2 separate regions of the Homo sapiens genome follow, and region 1 is linked to region 2. Evidence: chromatin loops called from intact Hi-C (ENCODE). Cell type or tissue: PC-9. All regions are shown on one strand.

The links. Peaks named below come from ENCODE experiments on the same cell type or tissue, not always from the same donor. Only the 100,000 strongest peaks of a DNase experiment are listed, where the experiment ranks them.
Region 1: it touches region 2 in a loop (4-fold over the local background); 14 of 110 quality-filtered maps call a loop at or near these places.

The regions. Positions count from the first base shown.
Region 1 is chr12:124,357,491-124,359,990 of GRCh38, reverse strand. The region is part of intron 24 of NCOR2 (nuclear receptor corepressor 2); the gene reads left to right. Among named protein-coding and RNA genes, the nearest start is that of MIR6880, 21 kb to the right of the region's middle. In PC-9, no CTCF peak of the experiment used is centred here; no DNase peak of the experiment used is centred here.
Region 2 is chr12:124,421,628-124,424,127 of GRCh38, reverse strand. NCOR2 (nuclear receptor corepressor 2) reads left to right here. Exons shown (of 49, transcript NM_006312.6): 14 at 1,573-1,627. LOC124903044 (a long non-coding RNA gene) reads right to left here and starts at 816. Exons shown (of 2, transcript XR_007063508.1): 1 at 516-816. RefSeq lists an enhancer at 1,211-1,505. In PC-9, no CTCF peak of the experiment used is centred here; DNase peaks (open chromatin) are centred at 977, 1,357 and 1,827; H3K4me3 peaks cover 985 bases; H3K27ac peaks cover 2,183 bases.

The DNA of each region.
Region 1 (2,500 bases), 64 kb after region 2:
CCTGGCCTCATTCCCCGTGGGGACGGTGCACCTGGCGTTAGGCCCTGCATGCCTTTCTTGCACAGCCTGGCTTGCAGCTCAGCTCCCGCAGGGACACACATGAACTTGACACCCAGCGCTACCTCTCTGGTCTCTCAGGAAGCCAGCCTATTCTGCCCCTGGCTCCCACACAGAGCGGCTCAGCCAAGCAGGTCCCTCGGGGCCCCCTGGGCCCAACTGGAGGAACAGGTTGTCTCTCCAGGCTCTCGGCCGCCCGCCCAGCCTGGCCTAGCCCCAGTTTGCCTTCCAGCATCGAACAGCTCCCCTCCTCTCTCTCCCAACTCTCTGGAACTGGGCTGGAGGAAGCACCAGAGGCTTACAGGGCTGGGTAGCCAGAGGGGCCAGGTCCAGGGCGTTTGCAGGATCTCCAGATGTGAGGCAGGCCCTGTACAGGTGCCTCCACTGGGGACTGGTTAAGAATGAGAATTCCCCTGCATCTGTGCCCCCTGCCTCCTGTGGGCTGCCCACCTCGCCAGGGCACAAGTCCAGGGGAAACAGTCTTCAAGGAGAGAATTGGGGGCAATTTGGTACATAGGCCTTCTTGCCCACCTGCTCTGCTCACAGCAGGCATCATTAATTGATCTTAGCACTCTCCTCCGCTGTCACACCCTGATGGGCCCTCAGAACCTCCTTTGTTCATCTGGAGGCGGCGTGATAGATGACACCTGCCTGCCATTCCTGTCCCAGAACCCAGAGGGCTCCGTCATTCCCAAGTTGTGTCTCTGCTCAACTTCTTGGCCGGTTATCTCTCCATAGGATTGGTCCTCAGGGAGAGGTTCAGAGCTGAGGACAGATTTCAGCAAAGGGCGAGAGGCCAGCAGGAAGATGCCATGAAGCCAGGCCTGAGCCCCGGGGCCCCGCTGAGTTTACAGGATCTCCCCAGGCCTGAAATCTAGGACCCATCATTGCTTCTCTGCCGCAGGCCATGTGGCATAGCAGTCTGGATTAAGGCCATGGTCTGCAGCCCCAGTGCCTGGGTTCGAAGCCGCTATCTGCCACTTGCTAGCTGGGGCCTTTGACCAGGTGGCTTAACCTCTCGGCTTCCATTTTCCCGTCTGTGAAATGGGGACAGTCAGTCAGTTCCTTGTAGGGTGCTGTGAGAATAAATGAGTGAACACGCTTACATTGCTGTCAGCCGTGGAGCCCTGAGAGAGCATGACCTCTCGGTAATGCCCTTTGCACACTCCGCCTGGTAAGTAGCCCTGCCTGAGCTTGGCTTCTCAGCCAGCCAGCGCACAACCGCTGCTTGCACTGGCTCAGTGGGCTTCTGATCCTGACTCGGCTAAGTATTTGCTGGTGAACTCAGATGAGCCCATTGGTGTGTCTGTACCTCAGTTTCCCCTCTGTAAAATGTGTCTGGCAGCAGTCTCTGTGTGAGCTTAACCGGAGGCTCATGGAGGCCGTGGGATGCTGAGCACAGTGCCTGTGCTGAGTACCACTCAGCAAACTGAGGCTGACGCTGTGGTTGTTACTTGGAGGGTCTGGGCTTATAACCCCCCACTGCCCGCCACAACACACACACACAGGCGCACACACATCCATGCACTCGCACACACATGCACGTGCACGTGCACACACATCACAGGTTACCTCCTTCAACATTGTGTACAGGCACACACACATCCATGCACTCACACACACGCACATACACGTGCACGTGCACATACACACATCACAGGTTACGTCCTTCAACATTGTGTACAGGCACATACACACATCCATGCACTCACACACACATGCACATGCACGCGCACACACATCACAGGTTATCTCCTTCAACATTGTGTACAGGCACACACACACATCCATGCACACACACACATCCATGCACTCACACGCACGCACGTGCGCGCGCGCACACACACATCACAGGTTACCTCCTTCAACATTGTGTACAGGCACACACACATCCATGCACTCACACACACATGCACGCACGTGTGCACACACACACACCACAGGTTACCTCCTTCAACATTGTGTACAGGTGCACACACACATCCATGCACTCACACACACATGCACGCACGTGCGCACGCACACACACATATCACAGGTTACCTCCTTCAACATTGTGTACAGGCGCACACACACATCCATGCACTCACACACACATGCACATACACGTGCACGCGCGTGCGCGCACACACACACACACATCACAGGTTACCTCCTTCAACATTGTGTAGAGCACAGGCCAGCAAGCTTTTCCTGCAAAGAGCCGGAGAGTGAACATTTTAGGCTTTGTGGGCCAGACAATCTCTGTTGCAAGGATTCAGCTCTGCCATAGACAATACATAAATGCACAGATGTGGCCACGCTCCAGTAAAAGCGTATTCACAAAGTCAGACGGCGGGGCCAGGCGTGGGGGCTCACGCCTGTAATTCCAGCACTCTGGAGGCCAAGGTGGGAGGATCTCTTGAGCCCAGTAGTTCAAGACCAGCCTGGGCACACATAACAA
Region 2 (2,500 bases):
CCTCTGTTAATTCAGTAACCGAAGGGTGGGGGACCCAGGCTGGGCTGCTATCTGCCGGCCCGTGGGGCTGGCGTAACTTCCATCCTGTGTGAGCCGCAACTTGGCCACTTGCATGCCTCAAGGACTGTGGGCTTGGTTTGAGGTCTCATGTGCAGAGGAATTGATAGCACTCGGGGCTTTGAAAATCACCTACTGACGGCATGGGGCTCCACCACGTGCTGGCCATGTGACCATTCCCCCTCTGAACCTCAATTTCCTCGTCTGTAAAATGGGTATAGCGACAGGGCCTCCCTTGTGAGGTATGCAGGGCATAGGAAACTTCTAATAAACGTCTTCCAGGGGTGCAAGTGAGGTATTGAGGGAGGGGAACAGGGGACCTAGGAGATTCCCAAGTTTGATTCCTGGTCTCTTGGGAGCCCCCACTGTGCCTGGGGAAACCCCGTGGGAGGGGTTTGCAGGGAAGGAAATGTCACTGGGACAAGGAGAGGGAGCGGAGAGGAAAGGACTCTCCCTACCTGGAAGAGAAGGGCCTTAGGATGGCTCCGGCCTTGCCAGCCGCCCGAGGTGGGATCCCAGGCCAGGGAAGCCTGCCATTCCTCACTGCGCCGCTTCCACCGGGAAGAGAGCAGAGACTGTTCAGGATCCTCGGATGTCTGGCTGGGAAGCAGGCGCGGGGCCTGCTGGCCTCCTGCCCAGCCATCTGGAGGGCCAGGCAGGTCGGGCACTGGTGCTCACTCAGCCTCCCTCCGTGGGAGCCCACAGTCCAGCCTCACTAGCAGCCAGCCGCTGCTCTCCCTGCGAAGGCTGTGGGGCTGTGGCACGTCGCCGGGACGCCTGGGCCTGGGGCCAGGGACTCCACCCAGCACCCCTGGGGTGGAGCAGGCCTTGACCCACATCCCCGCCCCCACCATGCTCCCGCTCCTTTGGCCCTCACATTTCAGCCTGGGCCCAGTGGTTTCCCAGTAATTCTCCTGGCTACGCAGGAAGCCAGTTGGGACAGTGCCAGCGACCCGCCACCGCCCTCCGACTTAAGTCCATGCTTGCCGCCTCCTTGGCTGGCCAGCCCCCTCCTGCTGCCCCACGGGCACTCAGAGCCTCTGCTCCCAGCTCTTCTGGGGAGGCCCAGCAGCCTGGTGAGCTATGACCCCACTGGTGGGGCCCTGCCATGTTCCCAAGCAGACCCTGTGTGGGCTGGGTGAGGCCCTGCTTCCCAGATCCAGCTGGAGAGAGAAACAAAAGTGGATTTTAAAGGGGGGGGAACCCCACCAAAGAGCTGCATGTCGTGTCCTCATTTTTCCTGGAAGCCGCCTCCAGCAGGACAAACAAATATATTTTCAAAGGCGCTAAAGCCAGTGACTCACTCCAAGGAACGCCCTCTCTTACCCCTGGGTCCCCACCCCTCCCGTCTGCCGCAGCAGCCCTTCCCACACCCCCCTGGGCTTAATTGCTCCAAGTGGGGCGGTGCCCGCCAGGCCCGGCCAGTGGGGATGGCAGGCGCCTGGGAGCCGATCGGCTGCCCCGCAGGAAAGCCCCCCTCGGCCAGGTCTCACGCCCACCCTTCTCGTCCCGCAGGTTCATGCAGCATCCCAAGAACTTTGGCCTGATCGCATCATTCCTGGAGAGGAAGGTGAGTCGCTGCCCGCCCCATACCCCTTCGGTCTCCACCTCCGTGGGCAACTGCGTGGACTCAGGGTGGAGGCCCTCCCTCCTTGCCCACAAGGCCCTGGCCTGCCTGGCCCCTTGCTCCAGCTGCCATGCTCCCCTCCTCCCTCCCTCCCTTCCTTCCATCTGGGAGATAGATCAGTGCAGGCCCCGCCCTGGCCTCCTGGGCCCATGGAGGAGGAGCCTCAGGTTGCTGAGCACCTGGGAATCCCGAGAACCCCAGGGAGAGCTGCACGGCCAGGCTTCCTGGAGCCCCGTGTGCCCGACGGGTCTCCTGCCAGCTCCTCAAAGGCCACGTGGAGCGTCCTTGCAAACTGGGGGTGGATTCTGGAAGCACTACGTGCCTGGCATCCCAGTGAAGTTTTCGTAGGCAGGAGTGGCGTGCCTCAAAGGGACTGGAGGGACCAGCTTTTCTAGGTCCCTCTGAGGGTCACTGACTGCTTTCTGACACCTCTAATGCCAAACCAGACGTGTGGCCTGCAAGTCCCCATCTTCTTTGGACAAACCTTTGTGTGGACCTGAGGCCTAAAGCCCACTTTGTGTCAAGCCCAGGCCCGGAGCAGCTCCAGGTGGCCGGTAGACACAAAGTGTCCCCAGAGAATGGTAAAGCCGTTGTTTTGCACCCACAAGGCTGGTTGGACTGTGCCTGGAGAGGCTGCAGGTGGGAGAAGGTGGCTGGATGAGGCTGCATGTTGGACGTGGCCCCTGGGCCTTCCCCCAGCATCTTGGGGTCAGAGGAGAAAGGCTGCCGTCCGTGTGTCTTAAGCAGCATTCCCCTGAATCACGTTTCTCAGAGATGGGGACCTGCCCACCCCAGCTTGGTGGACACCCTGCTCGG